7 separate regions of the Homo sapiens genome follow, and all the other regions are linked to region 6. A link is a contact called in ENCODE Hi-C or POLR2A ChIA-PET data. All regions are on one chromosome and are shown on one strand. The core of a region is the stretch at or near the end of the contact, and the rest is flanking DNA. Distances in the headings are between cores, read along the strand shown.

Region 1 (3,186 bases), core at 1-2,500, 6.1 Mb after region 6:
ATACTTGTAACAAAATTTCTCACGTACCCCATAAATTTGTACAAATAAAGTTAGTCACTTGGTTTTTTTAAAAACTTTTCGCCCAGGCGCGGTGGCTTATGCCTGTAATCCCAGCACTTTGGGAGACTGAGGGGGGCGGATCACCTGAGGCCAGGAGTTTGAAACCAGTCTGGTCAACAGGGCGAAACCCCATCTCTACTAAAAATAAAAATATTAGCAGGGCGTGGTGGTGTGAGCCTATAATCCCAGCTACTTAGGAGGCTGAGGGAGAAGAATCCCTTGAACCTAGAGGGCAGAGGTTGCAGTGAGCCAAGATCGCGCCCCTGTACTTCAGTCTGGGTGACAGAGCCGGGCTCTGTCTCAAAAATAAAAAAAAAATTCATTTCTATGCCTTCTTATGTAAGTACAGAAAGAAAAATTCCGTTTAAATGGAGATGTTCATTGGTTGAAGATGGTTAATCAAAGACATGCTGCATTCAAGTAAAAAGCAGACAAAGGCTTGAATATCGAGGAGTTGCAGAGCCAGTATGGGTAACTATTCTAAAATCCTTAAATCGCTCCTGGGCCCTCGAAGTCCTACCCGCGTAGGTCAGCCCGAACTATCAAAATCCCCACTTCCTCTGGAGGTAAGGACGTCCGCCGCGCTCTCCACGTGTCACCTTAAACTCCCACCCCAACCAGCGCAGGCGCACTTCGAAGCCTCCTAGACCAACCTAAGAGAAGTACTGAGCAAGCGCATGAGTTCCATTAACCACGCCCTCCGGAGCTGCCGGAGCAGGCGCAATTAGGAGTAGAGGGCGTGCTTGTGTGATTACAGTCCACTTTACCTTTAACAGATTTGGTTGTCTGGACTCTAGCTCAGGTTCTTTTACCCCTGTCTTGTTGGAAGTCACTTTGCCTAGAGTAGAAGTTGTTTGCGGGAAAAATTTGCTCCTCCCATTAAGTAACCACTTTGCTCTCTGAGGCGGAACGTGTCATTGAGGCAGCAAGTCCTGACAGATATGGAAAAAAAAAGGCACATTGTAGAGAATATCTACACTCCGCCAACTCAGTCACAACGCAAAAATTACACAAAAATAAAACGTTCACTTGTTACATACTATGTGTTTCATAAGACATACAAGTAGTTTTATTTTCCTATATCAATGAGAACAGCACTTCTAACTATTAACAAGGACCTATACTAAGACGCAGCGCGTGCGCGAGCCATCTGGCGCTGTAAAGCGCTTAGAGGCTGGAATAACGACCTGCCTTACGCTTTGCGGCTGTCGTCGGAGAGGCATCTGGGTTCGGACTGGGGCCGCCATGGGGAAAGTGAATGTGGCCAAGTTGCGTTACATGAGCCGAGATGACTTCAGGGTCTTGACCGCGGTAAGAAACCCGCCGTTCCTGTTCTCCCTTCCCCTTAACACTGTGTGACCTCTTCCTGTTCCTGCAAGTTTTCTGGGATCTGAGCAGGCACACTCTGGGACCCGGGACGTGGCAGAAGCTGGGAATGGAGAAGAGAGCATTCAGAAAGTCGGATTTTTAAAAAGGTTTTGTTTGGGAGCTTACCTTCCCCCAGATAGAGCAAAGGTCCCGTCTTCTAATAATTGTTTTCTTTTCTGCTGCTATTCGCTTTGCGCTGAAGAGAAACGCTTGCATCTCTGTGGCCTGGAAACTTCTCTGATCCTGAGCTTCCGACCAGCTGTGAAAGGTTTAAGCCCCCCCCCCCCCCCGAGATTTGATAATATTGACTTCCCTACTAACAGACTCAGTCGCATAGCAGTCTTTCTGATTCATTCAGTCAACACATATTTGTCGGTTTTTTAGTAGCAACATTAGGAGGTTCACTTGTTCAAACAGACAAGTGGAGAGAGAGACACAGATCATCAAGTAAACGAAAAATAGGATAATGGATAAATGCTATGAAAATGATAAAGGATAATGGCATAGAAAGTATATGTATCTGGTGGAGAGGAGGGGCACAAGTTATTGGCCTTTGGTAGACAATCAATAAATATTCACTAAATGAAAGAATGAATGGGGGAATAATAGGAGCTGTGTGAGAAAGAGACAGCCCAGTGAAGTCCTTGGAAAGAGTTGGAGGCAGAGGAAACAGCAGTAGTAAGTGCAAAGGCCTTGAGACAGAAAAGTCTTTGAAGAGAGGAAAGGCCAATGTAATGTGGCTGGAGCAAAGTGAGATGCACACTAATGGTTGGAGATGTAGCGGAAAAGGTGAGAAATTATGTACTACAGAGCCTTGGAGGTTTGGTAAAGAATGTGGGGGTAACCACTAAATGTTTTTAATCAGGGGAGTAACAAAATCTGATTTTATGGCCTCAGTCTTATGGCACAGAAATTAATATATAGATCAAGACATTTGTACATTTATTTAGGAGCCGTTATCTTTTGGTAAGGAGTGAACCCCATGATAAGGACTACCTATATTGTGTAATTATGTAATAGGATATGCGATGTGAGTCACACTGGTTCTTGCATTATGTTAAGGCTTCAAGTTTTGGATTTTTAAAATTAATCTTAAATAGCGCTTAAGTATTAAACTATCAAATGCAAAATCAGTGTGAAATTTGGAAGACAATGTTTACTTTGCCTCTCATGTAGATTCTTCTAATCAGCTGGACTTTCTCTATGAAAACCTACTATCACTTCGGAAAGATACCTTCCTTTCCTGCTTTCTCAGCACACTCATTCCTTAGTGTCTCTGACAGAAGTAGGGGTCAAAAGTAAGAGTGTTAGAGGACGGGGGAGGCAGAGACAAAGCATGGAAAATAAGTTAAATTTAAAAGTTAAGGTTTTGGTGAGACATCAAAATGATGCCAGATTTATCTTCCAAAACATTGGCGCTGCAATATTTAAATTATTTGTAAAGTTCACCAAGAAATGACTTAGTCATTAAATATGACATTCCGGTCTCAGTTGAATCTCACCAGTGTTGGTACCCTTTCTTGGGCCTCTCTTCCCTTTTACTTCTTTGGCTCCTCCTATATCAATAATCATTGTTTGACTAGCTGCCCTTAGCTTTCAATATGAACTTGCCCCAGAATTCTGCTCCCAAACATTCCTTTTCTTCCATTATCTCCTGCTCAGTGATAGCATCCACTTCACATCTTCAACTCTCACTTCTATAAAATAATTGACAATTTTTCCTTCTAATTATAACTTCATTCCTAAATATAGGCCCCT
Region 2 (3,327 bases), core at 1-2,500, 6.4 Mb before region 6:
GCGCTTCCCCACTCGGTTCCCCCTGTCTGCCACAAACAAACCAGATGTAATAGCTGAAGAATGACGACACTAAAATCAACCTAGAGATTCACATCTAAAAGGGCCGCAACACGAAATAAACTTCTCTCTCTTCAGAGGCAGCGGGGAAGAAAAAGAAAAAAAAGCCTAGGTGGGTTCGGTTTGATCCATTTCCGCGACTCCGTGCGCTCAGGGGCTCTGGGCTGGTGCGGGCGGCTTAACCCTGTGAGAGCCGAGAACGACCCCACCGGGATACGCGGGCCCCGGGCTGGCGGGGGGTGCCTCACGCCGCGCCCGTTCCCCCGCCAGCAGGTGCCCGAAGCCACCCCAACAGGCCGGGTGCGAATGCCGGAACATGGCCACTTTCCTGAGCGGGATGATGCCGCCGCCGCCGCCGCACGCCGCCCAGCACTTTGTTAACTTGGCGCGCCCGGGCGAGGTGGCTCCCAGGAGGTGATCATTGCCGTCCGAGAGCTACAGAGCCCCTGGCCTCGCCCAGCACGGGTGTGGGGCCGCGGCGGGAGGAAGAGGTTGGGTAGCAGCCGCTAACCAGGGGCCCGCACGCCTGGCCCCTCGGAGCCCCGCGCCCCCTTCCCAGGTGCTTACCTGAGGGAAGGAGCCCTCGCGGCGCGGGTTCCTGGGGTAGTCTAAGTGACCCCGGTCCAGCATCAGGTAGAGCGAGAAAATCACCACACAGAAGATCGCACTGCCGAACACGGTGAACTGGCGGCTTAACTTCATTTTCCTCGATAGACTCGGGGCCAGGACACTCTCCTCAGCCAAAGGAGACAGCGCACTGTGGACTCTAGGAAGCAGCCGCCGGAGGCTCCCTTCTCCCGGGCTGCGCGACCTCCGCGCTCTCGGATGCGGGTGCGAGTCCCCGCCTTGCTCCGCACCTAGTCTCCGGCGCCACCACACGCCCTTGGCCTTCGCCCTGGCCTGCCGCCCTCCCCGGGGTCGGGCGCCCCTCTCGAGGCGAGACTCGCCGGCAACTGGGAAGGGGGGCCCCCACAAACTTGATCGCAAGCTCAGCGCCGACCTCCGGCAGGGCGCGCGGGGCAGGCGGAGGAGAGGTCGCTGCCCGCACTTCCTGCCACCGCCGCCCCAACTGAGTCGGCAGGAAAAGTTTTCTCGACGAGGGCAGGCGTGTCCTCCTCACCCAGGGGAGGCGCGGGTTCGGCAGCTCCCGGGCCGGGGCCGCGCAGCTAGGTCAGAGAAGCGGAGGGGAAAGGAACAAGATCGCGAGGAGCCAAGCCCTACAACTTCTGGGCGGGACGGTCGGGCCCGCCCCCGCGGCACCGGCACCGCCCCCGCCTACCCCGACTGAGCCCCTTCGTGCTGCTGCCGCCGCCGCCGCCGACGCTGCGGCTGGGCCGATGTGCACCCCGGACTCCGGGGCTCACGGATTGATGAGTTTCCTCAGAGCTAGCGTCCGCTCGCCAGACTCTCCCGCCCCCCGCCGCCCCTACCTTCCCCCTCCCGGACCCAGGCTCCGCGGGGAGGCGCAGGGGGCGGGCGGCGGCAACGCGGAAAGAAGGAAAAGGAGAGCAGGGAGGAAAGGACCGTCCCCGGAGAGAAGCCCGCTCCAGCTGCAGCCGCTAGCCCCCTCCCTCTTTCCCGCCCCACAAACGCGGAGATGGCGGCGGAAGCGGCGAAAGGAAGCGCCGGTTCTCCAGCGCCACTTGGCGCTCCAGCACCGCCCGCCACGAGCAGGAGGAGACAGCGGCGGCGCAGCAGCCGCTGGGTCAATAGGCGCCCGCAGCGCCTGAGCCGAGCGGGCGGCTGGCCCCGCCCCCTCCCGACGCTCCGAGATGAGGGGGCGGGCCCCACGGCGCCCAATCACAGCGCGTCGCCCGGCGGACCCGCCCCGCGCCTGCCTCCCAGTGTCCCGGCGATAGGAAGACCTCACAGGGCTCTTGTGACCTGGCAGGCAGCTTTCTGGGAGTTGAGGCCTTCGGGGGCGTTCAGGCGCCAGCACCCCCACGTCCAACAGGGGTTGAGCTTACACCCCACTTCCCTTTGTTGCTCAGGTTTCCTATCCTAGGACACTCGGGCCTGGCGTGCCTGGAAGAGTACTTGGTGACGGGCTGGAGGAAATGCAAGAGAAGAGGGCTTGCACATTCTCTTCGGGCTCACTATTTCCTCCTTTGGTGACAGCCTGTTAAAACCTGGGGGAAAGGAGACTGACAAAGGGCCGTCCAGGCACATGTAGAAACATCTGACTACGAAATCCATGAGTGTAATCTGAGAAGTGATGCTTCTGCCAGTTATTGATTTATTGCCTCTCAGCTCCAAATTCGCCCTTTTTGACTGCACTGTAAAAACGGATCTGAGCCTTTTAAACAGTTTTTCGTTTGCCTTCTGGGACTGAAGCTTTATCAGCAGAGGGCGCTGAAGAGACATTACAGAAAAAAAGGATTTTGCTTCCTGATTTCTGTGTATTGATAAGCTTTTGCAGCATACCTGGCTTTCTCCACTGCCAAGGTCCTATAGTGCTCAGTAACTAGCAATTTCCTCTCACATGCCCAACTCTAGGAGCTTTGTAGAGGAGGTGAGACACTACCCCATGAATAACTTCCCTGGCACCCTAGAGGCATTTGCAGCAAGTTGCAGAGGGCACATCTTCCACAAGCTTTGCAGACGTAGCCCAATGGTGACTTCTCTGCCATTCAGTGAGCCAGGTCATGCCCTCTCCAAAAACGTCTAGATCTTAGCCCTGGGAGGAATTGGGGAGGTTCTTCATTGGGCACTCTGTCTCTCAACCCAAGAGTTAGTTATAAGGTTAGCTCCTTATAGCTGCTGTTGCTATATTCTTTAAAGTTCTCTTCTTGCTAGTGAATCCTTCATTACTCTAATCCTCTATTATAGTTAACAATTCTTTTTATTAAGCCTTCCCTGTCCCGGGAGTAGTCCCAAGAAATAGACCTGCAAAGATGGGATTAAAGGTCAGTTTGATTGAGGTTTTGAGCTTTAGCTCCTTGCCAAAGGGAAATGTAATTCATGACATGCTGGGCATCTCAATTAAGCAATTACCTGTGGTTGATCCTGATGAAGTGCCAACTGAAGCCTGTGCCTTGGGGCCCCAAGTGGCTGCTACACTTGACTGCTATGGTTATAAAGATGACTAGAAAGACTGGTGTGGGATGGATTCTTTTGCGTGCTTTTGAGTGGTTATAAAGAGAAATGACAAGCACAGGTTTTTTAACTCTCAGAGTTATGGTATGAGAACCAGAGATATTCTGCAGAATTCCAAAAGCTCTGGTTTATTGTAGCAACAAGAATTATGCTGAGAATCAAACAAAATTTTAA
Region 3 (2,700 bases), core at 201-2,700, 6.6 Mb after region 6:
GAATGTTCTTGTCCCTCATCCAAAGTAATAAAGTGCAGAGAAGCTCGCTTTTGTGCGCGCTGTCTCTCTCTCCCTCCCTCTCTCACTTTCTCGCTTTCTTTCCTCCACCCCTCCACCGCTCTCTCCAAGGGTCTTGGTCTCAGATCTCAGTTGCTTCTGCCCCTTGATGTTTGGGATTTTCTCCTTGCCTCACATTGCAGCTGCCTCTCCTTTGCGTCGGCGAATGTACGTCCAACAATCGCCCTCTAAAAGTTTTGAACTTTACTTAGGGGTTAAAAAAGAACTCTAGATCAAAGCTCTTGCGAGCTGCGTCCTAGTGCATTCAGGAATCCACCTCCTAGACAGAATTCCTCCAGCAACAATTCCAGTTCCATCCCACTTGTGAGCGCCAGCAGAGCATAGTGCTTGACATCGGGGCGAGAGAGGTGCATGCGCCGCGCACGCTCGGGCGCGCTCATACATACCACAAGAGGGTGAGTCCCCTGCCTCTCCCCGAGCCTAACCTGAAGGTCTGCGAGGAGGTCGCACCCGGTCCGCACCCCTTCCCCGCCAAACCCCGGACAACGCTTCATCCGCACGCCCAGAAGGGCAAAGCAAACACACTCCCTTCCAACACACTCCCTTCCGGGTCCTGCCCAGGCACAACCGCTCCTATTTACCGTCTTGTACCACCAGCTGGCGAATGCCATGGCAACAACCGGCTGGCTCCGATCCGCACGGCGGGGGAGCCGGCGAGGGCGCGGGGTGTTGCGTTGGAGGCGCCGGGCTCACACTCCGCTTGGCCGGGACCGGGCTGGCACTGAGCTCCGCACATCCCAAGGCGGCTGCCAGGTGGGCAGAACCCTGGGGGTGGGGCCCGGCGCAGGCCCCGCCCCTCCTCGCCCGCCCAATTTGGCTCGAGGCTGGTTAGGGAAGAGGCTCTGCGTCTCCAGGCAGCCACGCCCTGCGGCCCGGCCTTAGCGCGGAAGACTACATCCCGCTGTCCAGTGAAACCACCCCACTCACTCGGGGGTCCTGAGTGAACCTCATTCCCCGTTCATCCTCATCCTCATTCACCCACGTCTTACCAGCCAACTTTTCTTGACGCGTCCCCCCCTCCACTCTACCCGGCCAACGCCACGCCCAGCGCACTGGACCCGGCCGGGGAACCGAAGCCACCTGCAGCCACCTGCCTGGCAGCGGCCAAGCCCCTAGCCCTCTCCCTGCCCCGCGGGGGCGCCGGGGACTGCAGACCCGCCAGCCTGGCAACGCCCAGGGAGGGCGGCCACAGCTCCGGGACCCGGTACCCCATCGCCCAGCCCCGCGACGCCGACAGGAGCGCCACTCACCTCATGGGTGCGGCGGGCGGCGGCTGCTCGCCGGGGCCGCGGGGAGGCGGCGGGCTTCTGGCCGGGCTGGGACATGGCGAGGCCGCTGCGGCCGCTGCCTCCCGGAATGCGCCGCGGAGAGTGGCGGGGAGGCCTGGCGGGGAGTCCTGCCAGGGAGAGAGGGAGGGAGGGAGGGAGCGGAGGGCCCGGGAGCGGGCGATGAAACAGCTTTTCCGACCCCACCCCAGGTCTGCGCCGGGGTTCCCCTAGCCCCGATGGGCCCTCCCCTTCCTGCCCGCGGAGGGACCCGGGCTCCTGCCCTGTAACTTAACACCCTCCGCCCCGGTCCTCACCCGGTGACCCGCCCCGGCCCCAGCACTGCTCTGGTCCCGGTTGGTCAGAAAGAAGGGGTTGGAGGTTGCAGCGTTCCTCCTTCGATGCCCAGATCTAGCTTGCAGTTGTGCAACGAGAGAGCGGGACCCGGGCGTGGCCAGTCTACGCTTCGACCCTCCTCCCAACAATCCGGAGAAGTAGATACTCTTTCTACATTCTGCTCCGCTTTAGCTGCGAGAGTTTACCAACTCAAATCTGGCCCAAGCCTGGACAGTCTAGATAAGGAAGCGGATCACAAAAACAAATTGGTCTGTGTGTGTGTGCGTGCGTGCACGCGCCTGTGTATGTTTTATATGATTTTACTTTGTTTTTTGGCAGTTTCGAATTTTAATAAACTTTTATGGGGAGGAGAACATAGGTTCCAATGCAAAACGGAGAACAGTCCCAAATTTAAACCCTTATAGTCTTTCTAGAGTCTGGCGAGTTTTGTTTCTGAAGCTAGATTGCTTTCTTCTTGGGCTCATCTTAAACAGCGCTTCCTGGTTTGGGGCTGGAAGTGAAATTTAACAAGCCCTACGTGCTTATGTGAGAAACTGTCAGCCTGCAGTTGCTGCTGGTTCACAATCAGGCCTGACAGAAAACCTGTTTGTTACCCTGCAGTAGCATCATCATTCTGGGACTTGGGGTCACCGCTTTCTGCAGCGTTGGGGTTTAGACAGTTGAAGAGAGAGAAGGCAGAGCCTTTTTTTTTTTTTTTTTTTTTTTTCTGGAGAGGCAGTTTCGCTCTGTCTGGAGTGCAGTGGCGCGATCTCTGCTCGCTGCAATCTCCGCCTCCCAGGTTCAAGCGATTCTCCTGCCTCAGTCTCCTAAGTACTTGGGACTACAGGCGCGTTGTCACACCCAGCTTTTTTTTTTTTTTTTTTTTTTTAATGGTAGAGACGGGGTTTCACCACGTTGGTCAGACTGGTCTCGAACAACACCTGACCTCAAGTGATCTGCCCAGTGCTGCCTCCCAAAGTGCTAGGATTACAGGCGTGAGCCACTACAGCCGGCCAGAAGG
Region 4 (3,418 bases), core at 272-2,771, 7.6 Mb after region 6:
GATGACCCGTCTCTGACCACCAAGCACCTAGAAGGCACTTTCGCAGGAGCAAGGCAGGGGTCTGGGGCGCGGAGGGGGTGGGCGCAAGCCGCCCTCGTCCAGCGGTTCCCGCCGAGCATGGTGATAATGAGGGTGGGGCCAGCGTTGGCGGTAGAGCGCCTGGTGGCCCCGGGGCCCCTCCTCGTCCTCCGCGCCTCCCTGCGGCGCGCAGCACAGAGAGCCCAGCCGCTTCCGCAGCTGTCGCCGGAGCCGGCAGTCGCCCGCCTGGAAGAAGAGGTAGACGAAGGGATTGAGAGCGCTGTTGGCCATCGCCACCACGCGCAGCGCCGCCGACAGGCCCTCTCCCTCCCAGTCTCCCGCGGGCCCGGACGACCACGCGGCCGCCAGCCGGGCGGCAAAGTAGGGCAGCTCGCAGCCCACGAACAGCAGCGCCAGCAGCAGGCTCATCTTCAGGCTCTGCACCTTGGCGCGGGGCAGCGCGCTGGGCGCAGGGGCTCGACCTGGGCTCGCCGACCAGGGCGCTGCAGCCGCGGGGGCCTGCGGCCGGTGCCGCCACCAGACGGAGAGTAGGTGGCCGCAAGCGACGCCCAGGACCGTAACAGGCGCGACGAAGCCCGCGACGGCCTCGTAGAACGCGTAGACCTGCAGGTGCCAGCGCGGCAGGGGCGCGAAGATCCCGTGGCAGCGACGCTCCCCCGGCCAGGCGCGGGCGGCCGGGGGCGCGCCTGGCTGCAGGGACGTTGGCGGCGGCGGCGGCGGCAGCGGCGAGGGGGAGTCCCCGCGCACCACGAAGGCCGGGGGCAGCGCCAGCAGCAGTGCCAGCAGCCAGCCCAGGGCGGCGAGGGCACGCGCGGGCAGCGGCCGGCCGTGCGGAAGACGCACCGCGCGCCGGCGCTCGAGGGCGATGAGCACCACGAGGTGGGCCGAGGCGCCCCGCCCGGATGCCTGCAGCAGCTGCAGGAAGCGGCACGCCAGGTCCCCCGTGGCCGCGCGGGGCTCGCCCAGCAGTTCCCAGGCCAGCTGTGACAGCGCCGTGCCCCCGCACGCGTACAGGTCCGCCAGGGCCAGCTGCACCAGCAGGAAGTCCATCTTGCGACGCTTGGGGCCCGCCCAGGGCCCGCCGCCGCCGCACAGGCGGCACAGCACTGTGGTGTTGCCTGCCACCGCCACCACCAGGATGACCCCCAGGAACACCAGGCGGACGCGGCGGCTGGGCGGCCCAGAGGCAGGGGCTCCTTGCCCCAAGGTCAGGTTGAGACCCCAGCCCAGCAAGATGGGCACGGAAATGTTGGGCGCCGGCGGCAGAATTGAGGGGCTAAAGAGATCCTCCATCCTTGTCCCGGAGGAAGAGGAGGCACCGAAGAGGGCGGGCAGGACGCGGGAAACCAAAGTGGAGGCGAGGCGGCGCGGGGAGCGACGCTGGGTCTATACGAGTTCCCAAAGTTAGTTGAAAAGGCACACGCACAGAGAGGGAGATGGATTCGGGCGGCTTTGCGCTTAGTTGTTTTTGTCGATTGTCCTCGTGATTTGTCACTCAAATGTGGGTTGTACACTCGAGGAACACACATGATTCCTATTCTCCACCTTCCCCGCGTCTTCCCTCCCATTCCCGGCGGGTACTCTTCCAATCTCTGCAGCGGCCCCCGACGCTACCCTCGCGGAAGCCGCGGACCCCTGGGCGCTGAGAACCTCATCCATTCTCTATTTACGTGTAAAGCACAGCAGGACAGAATGTCGCTTTGCTTGGCCATTGTATACGGCCAGTGTTATGCCAGCACCCACACAAGAGAGGACCTCTTGACTGAGATTGTACCACACGCCCCCACCACCCCAATGTGATTGCCAGTAGGAAAAAAATAGAAAAGACATTAGTTTTTATTTTAAAGGTTTGAAATGCCATGGATCTGCACGAGCATGAGAAAAACAGGAACACAAGAAACCTAACAGCGTTTTGAGCAAAGAGGAGACCTATTAGCTGAATTTTGATCAAGATGTGTCTTCTCTGTCCAAGAATGAAAGTATTTTAATTAGAGGGTACTAAAGTCAATGATGTTGCTTTTAGGAGTGGCAGTGTTGCAGATCGTTCCAAATACTAGGAGCAGTGGGTCACAGCTGCTTTCTTGGTGATGTAAAATTCATTTCATTAGTCTGAAGAGGGCATTAATAGGTTTTATGCAAATGGTAGTGCATTTATTGCTTTTCTCCTAATATTTTCATCCAGTGAAGGATGCGTCATCACACTCCTCATTCTCTTGATTCTGTTTTCCAGCAGATGGGAAGTTGCTAGGAGGGGCTACGCCTCCAATAAGCCTAGAGAAAAGGTGACTAAGAAAGTGATAAGGCGGCCAATTTTTTTAAAAAAGAAATCCAAGTCACAGGAAATGGTTTAGATTAAATGTTGCTGCTTTCATTTTAGCCTTGTCTCCTCACAAACACATTTTAGTTTCCCTGTTGGAAGCATCCATTTGTCTTTTTATGCACCCTCCACGTTAATCATGGTGAAAGTAGAATTTCCTGTACTTCCTGGCCTGGGGGCCAGGGAGGTATGAGTGTTGTCTAGGGTTCACATTCCCAATCTGAGGAAACATTTGGAACTTTAAGATTCATGGCCTAGGAAGATTTGGTGGGTTCCATGATAGTCCTGCCAGCTGCTGTAGGAATCCCATTTCCCAAGCTGTTGTCCTTTGGCCAGAAACCTTGGTTATTTTCATCATCATCTCTGTGGTGCCTCGCTCTGGTCTGACAGGTTGTAGTTATCAGTGGGTATGTGTTGAGTTGATGAATTAGTGGATATACGATGCTTTTCAGATACCTTCGAGCATAAATGCCTGCCTTGACTATAAATCCATCACCTAAGAAAAAATTCCTTTTATACTATGCCAGTATTGTCCAGAGGAGCCCAAGGAAGCTCTGTGGAGACATAGGAATAAGTGTTCCTGGTGGGACATTTAAGAAAGCTAGAGTGATAGCCTTGGAAAATCTAAAATCCTGGTTTGATTTTCATACTCTCCCTTTAGAACTTTTTATCCAAGGCCTTTTTCTATGCACACACATCATCCCAGTTTATAATGCACTTCTTCCAGGGAGCCTTCTCTGAGCAATGTTCATCATTCAGTGATTTTCCTAGCCAGTATCATTTCAGTGTTTCTCAAGATAGTCTATCATTTGTCTCAAATTTGTTGAAATGCTCTTATATATTAGCATTTCAAAATGACTATAGTGAAATTTCACAGAACTTTAGTAAGATCTGATAAAACATTGATTTTCAACAAATTCTTTTTTTTTTTTTTTTTTCCCTTTTTGAGACAGGGTCTCACTCTGTTGCCCAGGCTGGAGTGAAGTGGCATGATCATAGCTCACTGCAGCCTCGACTTCCTGGGCTCAGGTGATTCTCTCACCTCAGCCTCCCAACTAGCTG
Region 5 (3,263 bases), core at 744-3,243, 8.6 Mb after region 6:
ATTTAAATGGTGAAAACCCTACTTTAGGGTAATATAATCAAGATACATATAATAAGGAAAGTACTAATAAATAAAAGCTATACTATTGGTTTCCCAAAACGCAATGTTTTTGAACATCAGTGGAAAATGTGGATGCTTATTACGAAATCTTCAGTTCTGAATTTTGATTATGAAAAGTAACCACATTTGATCATCTTTTCAATGACTTTCACGTGATCCACGCTTTATGCTTTAGGGAAGCAAGAAAATGTTAGGTTATATAATTCAATTTTACTTAATAACGCATAATAAAATCTGGATTTAGAAAACAGAATAGGGGTTTATTTGCAGTACTGAAGGTTCGCTGTCTTTACAATAAAATTGACTTAAACATTCAAGTATTTGAACATCCTAGTTCCTTTAAATTAAGAATACTCAAGAGTTACCCGGTGGCTCACGCCTGTAATCCCAGCACTTTGGGAGGCCGAGGCGAGCGGAACACTTGAGATCAGGAGTTCGAGACCAGCCTGGACAGCATGGTGAAACCCTGTCTCTATTAAAAATACAAAACATTAGTCGGGCGTGGTGTCGCGCACCTGTAATCCCAGCTACTCGGGAGGCTGAGATAGGAGAATTGCTTGAACCTGGGAGCCGGAGGTTGCAGTGAGCCGATAGGCACTGCACTCCAGCCTGGGCAACAGAGCAAGGCTCTGTCAAAGAAAGAAAGAAAGCAAAGGAAGGAAGGAAAGGTAAGAAAAGAAAATAAAGAAATATACTCTTTAATATAAATTCACCTCATACTAGCAACTTAGGTATTGAACACCTGCAATATACGTAATCAAACTTTCCAATAATGAGAACATCTTGCACATCCACAGGTATTTCCAAGAATTGAGGCACAACGGAATAACATAAACCAAAAAGTCCACAAGGTGCATTGTCTGTCACACATACATTGTAAATTCAGTTCAAATGTTCATTCCCAATATTTCAACAACAACAACAAAATTTTTTAATAAAGTCATTCGTCAAAAAAGAGGCTGGCGCCTCCAAAATCAAGCTCCATCTAACTCCTGAGTCAAATAATGATATGAAGTACCCGAGACGGACCAATTTTTTTTTTGTCAATATTTAATCTGAGGCTTTGGAAGTGGAAGAAATCTTAAAATAGCCACTCAGTCTTGTTTCCAGCCTTCAGGCAGCTGAAATATAAACCCCAGGAACACAGACCCTCCCTTCAGCGAAAAGTGTATGTGTGTATGTTTGTGTTTAAAGGCCTATAGCAGTCAGAGATAGGATCACTGCCGTTTTAGCAGTTTAAAAAAAAAAAATTCTACTAGAGAGGAAAGAATGACACAATTTTCTTCGTCACAGGAAAGTGGGCCTGGGGTATCCCAGCCACCTTCGCAGACGCTAAGTTATGGAAAGCAGCCAAAATTCTGGTATCAGGATGAGGCGTCCCCATGGGTTCTATGGAAACGAGAGACGCGGGGGGCCTAGCGCCTTCCAGGCGGCGGGCCGAGCGGCAGAGCTGCGCAAGCAGAAGCGGGGGAAGTGGCTCAGCCCAGTACTGCAGAGGGGCGCTCGGTGGCAGTCCCCGCAGCGGCACGGGCGAAGCGTCGCGGGGTCTGCAGCTGCAGCCCACCAACTCCGGCGCCGAGCGCGAAGTCGGGAGAGCTGGAACGAACTGCAGCTGGAGAAAGCGCGAGAGCCAGACACCGCTGCCGCTCACCCCAGCCGCTTCCTTCCTAGCCTCACAGCCGGGAGGCAGAAACTTCGGAGGTACCGCCCGGCGAAGAAACATCCCCACAGAGACAGAATACACTGTGTCTTCCTAGCTGAGCCCCTTTACCTTCCCGGTGTCTGGGATGCTTCCTTCGGTGGCAGCGGCGGCAGGGGCGACGACTGCCGCTGCAGCACTCAACTGCTTCACGAATCCGGGCTCTGGGAAACAATTTCCCGCCGCGCGCTAGGCAGCCCCGGAAGCGATAGTACCATTTCCGGGTGGTTGTCAGTGACGCTCCGGAGCCGTCGCCAGGGTGGTAATACCTGGTGCAGAGCTTGAGTCTGGCCAGCGGGTCAGGCTCTTGCTAGATCAGCACCGGAGGTGGAAGACTGGTAAGTGATTTTACTGGGTTTTCTCCTGCGCCTGATATTAATGGCTGGCCGGGGCTCTGTGCAGCATTATGGCCAGCCCGAGAAGTGAGTGGGCGAGGGTGGAACCAGAAGGAGTCCCCATCAAACCCCGTGGCGCTTGACACCCAGTGCAGCTGGAGAAGGCCCTGGGATCCCGGCTTACCGTCTTATCCACTCGCAAAATCTGTCTCCGACTTGGAACTCGACCTCGGGTCACCAAGTGTCCCTGGGCGAGGCCGAAGACACCGTGTACCGTGACTCGGCGTTGTGCCGAGTTTCTCTACCAATGATCAACGAGTTTCCTATCTCCCATTGGCAGCGTTTGGCCACTCTTGATTCCTGAGTACTGTTTCCGTAGTTCTGGGGTGCCGTGCCTGGAAGGCAGGAGGTTGGCTGAAGAAGACATCTTTTACAAACATTTAGGAAGTGAGATGGGGAGGTTCCTTCCTGATTTAGAATTAATTGAAGGTTCCTCCCGCCATTTGAATTGGATGAGAAGAACGGTCTTTGTTTTCATGGCTGAGACATAAGAGAACAAGCTTGTAATTTCATGCTTGGGCATTAGATGCATTTTTGGAAAGCAGTGATCAGTAAGTATGTGTGCTTTCAGAAAGGAATGCTTGCGTTCTGCTCCAGGCTTTGTCGATAATGAAGGATTCAGGAGAATTTTGGATGGAGGTCTGAGGTAGCCAGAATAGTTGTAAAGAGAAATTGCTTCCGACAAAGGGATAATGTGAGGAAAGGTGCTCATTTAAGATTTGAAAGATGTGATGTAGTGAACCTTGGCGACTTCTCTTAAGTAATGCAATTTCTTAGGTAACTAGTTTTCACTTGCCACCTTATATTTAGATAATTACCTCCCCACCAACCCCCGTAAAAGGCAGCTGACTGTTATTTTTTCAAAACAGTCAGTTCCCGAAAGAGTTGTAGGTACTATTGCATTTTTTTTATGGGTATGCTCCTCATACCCATAAAAACATTTTCTTTATCGGAGCATACCGATAAAGAAAAATGCAATATGTTCAATTCAAGGCCCCTGTTAACACCAGGCCAGTGTCTTCTTAACCTTTTGAGAGTAATGCAACAAACCATATTTAGGACAGCACATTGATTTTCTGGCCTTGTTGGTTAATAATTCAACAAACTTA
Region 6 (3,357 bases), core at 825-3,324:
CTCTCTGGAGGAAAGGAGCTGATCCCCCACCTCACCCCCAGCTACAAATCAGCAAAGAAATTTTAAACCCTGTACATAAAGCTTTATTACTCTAACCATATTAAGTACTTTTGAGTTAATTTTATAATAGCTCTCTAAAATACACAGAAATATACAAAGAAAATAAGCAAATTCATTGACTGTTATATAATATCAATAAATATATCTTATACACTGAAATAATTACTAACACTTTCATTTGCAATTAAATAAACTGTTAGCAAAAGCATATTCTATACATCAATTATTATCAAATTAACAGGTCTCTGTATTCATTAACTCTTATATTCCATCCTGTTCATTTTACTTTTCAGTTTATAATGCATTCACAGTTACATAATTAAAACACTGAGGATTCTGTGACACATTCATTAAACTTAATAGTGTAATCATAAATCGCGGCCAAAAGCTTCTGCCGTAATAACCAATACTATATTTTGAAATGACTGGGAAAATAAACTTTGCAAAAGGGTCATTTCTACCTCTATAGTGTCAATCCAGCATTACAGGATTTGAGAAAATAAAACAACTAACAACCCTAAATTGTAGGTTGGCTCTTCGGAAAAAAAAAAAAAAGGAAAATGAGTCTAGTAACATCAGAAATATGCAAGAATTGTTCTTTCAGCTAGGAGCGGCAAGCACACTGTAAAATGCCTCCATTCTTCCTGCTCAAATAAAAAGTTCCCAGCTCCAGCTTTACCTGTGCACCACACACACACAAACACACACACACACACACACACACACGGAAATCTTGGTTCCACCCAAATCAGTAACCCACTGGGTTGAAAACTGAGGTGGAAGGAGAGGCAGGGAGTCCCTAAGCGTGTGGAACACTAGCAAGGGGAAAAGGACGGGGCCATCATTCCCTTCGCGTTCCCATCTCCTTTCTGGCGGAGACCTGCAGATTCCACCACTAGAGAGAGTTTGGCAGCTTCACAATGGGGCCGCGTTGCTGGAGGTCTGACTGCCACCCGCCTCGAAACCCCTCTCCTCCGCTTCCCACCTGCCCCAAAGTCCACCCGCGACAGGTGGGGCGAGGGTGGCAATGCCCGACATCTGCCGCTTAAGCTTCTGGCTCGGACCGGGCCCCAATCCACACGCGCACACACGGCCACAGCCGGCCAGTCCACCCCCACTGCACCGGCAGACACTCGGAGGGCGCGGGCGGCCTCGCACGCGGGTTGCAACCAGGACGAGGAGGGTCGGCGAGATCAGACCGCCGGGGCTCGCCCTGAGGTGCTATCTGACCCGGGCAGTCGCACCCTGAGCGCGGCCGGGCACGCAGCCAAAGGTGCCGCCGGCCGGGGAAAGCTACTTCTCAAAGGGGCCTCCAGGCCCGCTGCCCCGCGGTGCGGGAACAGCGGCCAAGGGAGGGAGCGAGCGAGCGTGCGCGCCAACGCGCCCCGACTTCCGCACCGCGGCACCGCGGGAGAGGCGCTCCGGGTCGCCGAGTCCCCGCACCTCCCCAGCGAGCGCACGACGCGCGCACACGGGGGCGCACGCCCCCGCACACTCACACGCGCTGCACACTCACGGCGTCTGCGGCCCCACCCCTGTGCCAGGGAACCGCAAGCTCCCCGCACCCCGCGCGGGCCCCACCCAGTTTACCAGACCCCAGTCCCCTTCGGGTGCCTGGGAACCGGTCCACCAAGGCCAAGGGACGCTGGGGCCGCCCCGCCGCCCATCGCAGAAGCTGGTCCGGCCGGGTTTCCCCAGCACCGCGGGCATCGTGCGCCCGGCCCAGACACGAGGCGGAGAGGAAGGGGCGGCGCCGCGATTAGGGCTGGCACTGGGGATCGGAGCCTGGGGCAAACCCACTCCCCCAAGCCCCCCATAACCACCACCTTTTCTGCAGCACAAAAGGTTACAGACGGAGCCGTCGTCCCCGTGCAACCTACCGATGGCCCAGGGCTCCGCTGCCTCCGCCGTGCCCGGGGCTGCGGAGCGGGAGACAGGGGCGGGAGAGGCGCAGGACTGCGGCGCCGAGATCCAGGCAGAGGCCGCCAGCCGAGCCAGCCGGGTACCCTCTCCTCTCCCACCGCGCTCGGCGCCAGCTACCGCCCTGCTTAGTCCCCGCCCCCTCCTCCGCCTCCTCCTCCGCCTCCTCCTCCGCCCGCCTTCCCGCCTCCTCCCTCTGGCTGCAGAGGCGCAGCCCGTCAGCGCTGAGCCCGCCTCCTGCGCCCAGCTCTCAGACACCCGGAGGAAGGGCGGGCCGGCTGGCTGCAGAAAGGCGCTAAGAGGCCAGAAGAAGTTGGCGGGGGTGGGCGGGGTTGTTGACTGGTGGTGGGGAGGAGGAGTCGCAACACCCGCTCTCTAGTCTAAACCCAGCACTCCAACTAAAGAGCTCCAACTTGCGGACCTGGGAACACTCCGGCTTCCTCAGTTAAGTGGTGTGCTGATATTTGTCACTTGTGAGTCTCTGCTTAAAGGGCTCAGCACTAAGCAAAAGTACAGAAAACTAGAAGGCCATGAAATTAAAAATTATAGGATCAGTCTACGAAAACTCGTAATACCCAGTGAAGGTGGCGGGGTGGGGCGGGGGGGGGAGTTCAAATTCAGATTCTGATTGGATTAACTATTTTTTAATTTGCACAAATGTTGATCTTGTCTATTATTGTAATAAATTATTTTCTTTGATGAAGATTTGCTTCTCTCAATTCATGTACATTTCTGCCGAACTGGTTAAGCTCAGCAATAAGAATATTTACTGGCATGCATATCCAAATTTACATCTCTCAATAACCATTCTGTGAGGAAGTAACCAATTATGATCCACATTTTAAAAATGCAGAAAGTTTAGGTCATATGCCTACTGAGTGGCTAAGGCTGAATGTGTACGCAGTCGGTGAACCCCAAAATTGTTTATAAGTGTTATAAATTTCGGTACCAGTGTCCAATCAAGAGAGTTTTATTTTTTAAAAGACAAAATGCTTTATCTTAACATAAAAGACATAAATCTGGAGTAGATTAATATAAGTTTAAACGAGTCTTGATTCACACTTGTTCCAGAATCTACATATGTTCCTGATAATATAAAGGCAAAAAATATATAAACACCTCTAGTCCAACAGAACCACTCCCGGAGGCCGCTCAGCTATAAGCCATTTTATGCTACTGCTTATGTGCCCTAAAATAAGTAAAGGAAGGTAGAGGGAAGAATAAGTTTTAAGGAATGTTCCCTAAACAATTTTACAAAACATCAGTTACTTTTTTTCCCGACATAGATTTGCATGTAATTTCAAAAATATAGAAGCTAGCACAACATAATATGAATAAATAAATGAAGAAACTTTTTTTGCATCAGTACATTAGGAG
Region 7 (2,932 bases), core at 300-2,799, 5.5 Mb before region 6:
GCAAGATTGGGTGGTGCCCACAGTCCCCCCACCACCCCGCCTCACGCCCATCAGCCCCCAGACCCCGCGACGGGGCGGAGCCACTACGCCCGCCACAGCCCTTTCGCGCCGGCACCCGCCCCCTCAGCCTTCGGGTCCCGGGATGGTGGGAGGGGCGGCCCTCGTGGGGCTGGGTGTGTAGCCCGGCCCAAGCCCCAACCAGGAATGCTCTGCTGCGGGCGGGAGGATGAGCGGATGACCCTGCAGCCAGGGACGGGGGTTGGGGGGGGCGCTGGCTGAGGGCGGAGGAAGAGCCTCGGCACAGCCCCCAACGCCCTGGCCGAATCCCGGGCGCCCCTCTGCGGGCAGGCATTGTTGCCCCCGCTCTAGGCTTGCCTTCCCTCCTCTTCCCCCCTCCCCCCGCGTTGCCCCGGGCAACAGCGCCTACCGCCGGCGGCGCGAAACGCACCTACCTAGAACCTGACAAGCCCGAACCCCTCAGACTCCGGAGCCAGTCACCACCCCGCGTCACGGGGGCTGCCACAGCCAATAGGCGCCACTGTCACGAACCTCTGCAACCAATCCCGCTGCACTCCGGTCTCCGGGCACCCTCGAGGCCTCAGCCAATGGGCAAGAGCGGAAGGCGGGCGCAGCCGCCCGGCCCTCAGCCCCCTCCTCCACTACCTCCCAGGAGGCGGGGAGCGGCCGATTGGCCCGGTCCCCGAAGGGGCAGGACTTGGGCCCTAGGCTGGGTGGGCGCACGCTTAGCCCAAGCTGCGGGCCCTGGGAGTGGAGACGCGGAGCTGCGGTCGCCGCTTTCTGGGCTCGCTCACCAGCCCGGGTGGAGTCCCGAGGTCTGCGCGTTTGTGCCGCTCTCCCCGCCTCGGTAACCTGCTCCTCCCTAGCGGGTGTCCTGGGCTGCCGTGGTGAGATGGGGCCGGAGACGGACGAAGGCCTCACAGGAAACTTTGGGAGGCTCGCCTGGCCGCGGCCGGGAAGTGGCCGGACCGGCGATGATAAGCTGAGGCCGCCTGGAAGGGACTACTCGGCGGGTCGGCAGCCGGAAAGGAATTCGGAGAGTGGGGGCGGAGGCGTGATTAAAATGTTAAGTGTGCCCGGAGGGCGCTGGGCGATCCCTGGAGCTGAAATCTCCGGGAAGGGAAGCTGCTTTAGGGCCGCGAGGCCCCCACCCCTAAAATAGGCACTTTTCAGCCTCAGAATTGGTCACTTTTTCCTGTACGTTCCCACGTTTTACTTGTATCTGTTATTAACGTGGATTGCTTTAGAATGGTTTTCAGCAACTCCAGTTTACTCTGAGTCCCTTAAGGACGGGAACTGTCTTTCAATCCTGTACTCCCAGTGCCTGAGCCTGCCTAAAAATGTTAGAAACTCAATGCTGGAATTGTAATGGATGTTTAAAAGCATACAGCAGGTCCTGGGAGTGGCCCCCTATAATAAATTCTTACCTCTTCGGGAGTCTAGAATGCGTGGAGAACCCAAACGGGTCTGCTCTTCAGTGATGGCCGTTTCTGAAGCGTCCTTCACCAAAAGAATTTGGTGAAAAATGAGTAATGTGAACTACAAGATTATTACTAGGTGATCAGTAACAGTAGGATAGGTATGCGTCATTATTCGAGGGTGTGACCCTCCCATGTTCCTGTAGTAGACTTTTTAAGGCGGTGTTATCTTTTGCATTGGTTGAACCACATAGCGTCAATCCGGTATTTCCCCTCCCTCTCAAAAACTGAGTTACATAGGAGCCAAAGAAGAGTGGTGAATATTTTCTCTAAGCAGGGTTATTTATTTAACCGTAGAGAACAGCCCTACACATAAAAAAACATAAATCTTAAGTTGGACTTTTTTTAAGTCTACTGTTTTAAAGCTAAATAAACAAAAACCAACATAAAAATTTTAAATAAGAGGCTTAATTCTCCCTATTGAAAATGGAGGATGAGATTTCCCGTCCCTTTCTCTCCGAGCATTTGTCTTAGAAAACTTAAGTACTTTCTTAATTGTTAAGTACTTTCTCAACTCTTTGAAATGTGTATAAATCCACTTGAGGACTAGATAGGTCTTGTCAACTGTATGCTCAGTCAGGAATGTCTCTGGACCTTTTTTTTTTTTTTTTTTTTGAAATGCTGCACATATCAACGGAGTAGCATCCTTCCCTATCTCCCAGTTTCTGTGAGAGAGTAGGAGCGTAACTTCGGTGAGCAACTTGCTCCGTGTTGCAAAACTACCTTCCGTCATAAAGACAGGAGAAGTTTGTTTTTCCTCTGGATAAAACCAATTAACTAACACAGATGGTCACCCCAATTATTAAGTAAAGTTAATGTCACAAATGTCAGGTCCTCTTACTTGAGGACTAGTTATTGTTCAACTTGAAAACGTGTATGTAATGGGTCGTATATACTTGGCTATACAAAAGGGCAAGATTTCTGTCTTTGCAATCTCTTAGCAAATTGCCTGTGATGTGTATCACAGTCTCGTTTAATGCTTATTCAGTAATAAAAGTGTTTTGTCTACTAACGTTTGTGGAGAGGATTTCTGGGTTGGGAGATTTTGGTTTTTAATTATATTTTTCCAACAATGCCTATACCCAGAATGTTGGGATGACAAAGTTAAGGAAAGTAGTTACTTCGGAGTTTTTAAATTGTTCTCTAAAATGATGGTTAATGTTTCATATGTATTTCATAGTGATTGTTAAATGCACAAACTGTGGTTCTGTGAGTAAACTTCTTAAAATAGAAGTTAATTTTCTGTGAACATCAAATGTTATAGTATATGTAATGTCAATAAGAATGAAATGAATGAAAATTTGGTTAGGTAAGGCCAAAATACAACTTTGGAGACTGCTTCATGACTGAATACCTTTCCCAAGAACCTTAGAATTTCTCCATTTATACAAAGGGAATCAAAATGTAGAAAGATGTGGTTGGTGAATACGTTATTA

What was found. A loop is a pair of places that touch in the nucleus more often than their neighbours do. ChIA-PET counts read pairs that join two places held with the same protein, here RNA polymerase II (POLR2A). Pooled maps may share reads with other maps.
Region 1: a map of B cell shows a loop between it and region 6 (20-fold over the local background). The contact joins the promoter of RIOK2 here to the promoter of MACIR in region 6. A Hi-C loop is called at or near these places in 4 of 168 maps with a recorded cell type or tissue (B cell, CD8-positive, alpha-beta T cell and naive thymus-derived CD4-positive, alpha-beta T cell), 1 of 37 single-sample maps with no recorded cell type and 10 of 50 pooled maps.
Region 2: a loop to region 6 is called in a map of B cell, with 28 times the contacts of the local background. The contact joins the promoter of MAN2A1 here to the promoter of MACIR in region 6. A Hi-C loop is called at or near these places in 1 of 168 maps with a recorded cell type or tissue (B cell) and 6 of 50 pooled maps. POLR2A ChIA-PET finds 5 or more read pairs at or near these places in 2 of 52 experiments (B cell and OCI-LY7).
Region 3: a loop to region 6 is called in a map of CD4-positive, alpha-beta T cell, with 13 times the contacts of the local background. The contact joins the promoter of CAST here to the promoter of MACIR in region 6. A Hi-C loop is called at or near these places in 3 of 168 maps with a recorded cell type or tissue (CD4-positive, alpha-beta T cell and naive thymus-derived CD4-positive, alpha-beta T cell) and 9 of 50 pooled maps. POLR2A ChIA-PET finds 5 or more read pairs at or near these places in 1 of 52 experiments (HEK293).
Region 4: a loop to region 6 is called in a map of CD4-positive, alpha-beta memory T cell, with 9 times the contacts of the local background. The contact joins the promoter of GPR150 here to the promoter of MACIR in region 6. A Hi-C loop is called at or near these places in 2 of 168 maps with a recorded cell type or tissue (CD4-positive, alpha-beta memory T cell and naive thymus-derived CD4-positive, alpha-beta T cell) and 4 of 50 pooled maps.
Region 5: a loop to region 6 is called in a map of B cell, with 23 times the contacts of the local background. The contact joins the promoter of KIAA0825 here to the promoter of MACIR in region 6. A Hi-C loop is called at or near these places in 2 of 168 maps with a recorded cell type or tissue (B cell and naive thymus-derived CD4-positive, alpha-beta T cell) and 8 of 50 pooled maps.
Region 7: a map of naive thymus-derived CD4-positive, alpha-beta T cell shows a loop between it and region 6 (14-fold over the local background). The contact joins the promoter of FER here to the promoter of MACIR in region 6. A Hi-C loop is called at or near these places in 1 of 168 maps with a recorded cell type or tissue (naive thymus-derived CD4-positive, alpha-beta T cell) and 6 of 50 pooled maps. POLR2A ChIA-PET finds 5 or more read pairs at or near these places in 2 of 52 experiments (AG04450 and activated T-cell).

The regions. Positions count from the first base shown.
Region 1 is chr5:97,181,311-97,184,496 of GRCh38, reverse strand. It overlaps RIOK2 (RIO kinase 2), which reads left to right and starts at 1,250. Exons shown (of 10, transcript NM_018343.3): 1 at 1,250-1,371. The coding sequence starts at 1,306.
Region 2 is chr5:109,687,850-109,691,176 of GRCh38, reverse strand. It overlaps MAN2A1 (mannosidase alpha class 2A member 1), which reads right to left and starts at 1,250. Exons shown (of 22, transcript NM_002372.4): 1 at 625-1,250. The coding sequence starts at 759. MAN2A1-DT (MAN2A1 divergent transcript) reads left to right here and starts at 78. Exons shown (of 1, transcript NR_186543.1): 1 at 78-3,327. RefSeq lists silencers at 387-486, 897-1,106, 1,137-1,656, 1,667-1,956 and enhancers at 2,067-2,166, 1,926-2,594.
Region 3 is chr5:96,661,126-96,663,825 of GRCh38, reverse strand. It overlaps CAST (calpastatin), which reads right to left and starts at 1,450. Exons shown (of 32, transcript NM_001750.7): 1 at 1,329-1,450. The coding sequence starts at 1,403. RefSeq lists silencers at 674-953, 1,144-1,733 and an enhancer at 1,296-1,797.
Region 4 is chr5:95,618,190-95,621,607 of GRCh38, reverse strand. It overlaps GPR150 (G protein-coupled receptor 150), which reads right to left and starts at 1,521. Exons shown (of 1, transcript NM_199243.3): 1 at 1-1,521. The coding sequence starts at 1,332. The coding sequence ends at 28. RefSeq lists enhancers at 1-153, 1,350-1,965 and silencers at 171-620, 329-623, 641-690, 781-1,180.
Region 5 is chr5:94,617,334-94,620,596 of GRCh38, reverse strand. KIAA0825 reads left to right here and starts at 1,993. Exons shown (of 21, transcript NM_001145678.3): 1 at 1,993-2,097. It overlaps SLF1 (SMC5/6 complex localization factor 1), which reads right to left and starts at 1,928. Exons shown (of 21, transcript NM_032290.4): 1 at 1,832-1,928. RefSeq lists enhancers at 1,207-1,316, 1,707-1,886, 2,197-2,376, 2,115-2,979.
Region 6 is chr5:103,257,480-103,260,836 of GRCh38, reverse strand. It overlaps MACIR (macrophage immunometabolism regulator), which reads right to left and starts at 2,074. Exons shown (of 3, transcript NM_033211.4): 1 at 1,941-2,074. RefSeq lists silencers at 1,314-1,693, 1,904-2,413.
Region 7 is chr5:108,746,514-108,749,445 of GRCh38, reverse strand. It overlaps FER (FER tyrosine kinase), which reads right to left and starts at 1,549. Exons shown (of 20, transcript NM_005246.4): 1 at 1,446-1,549. RefSeq lists silencers at 3-412, 543-602, 683-782.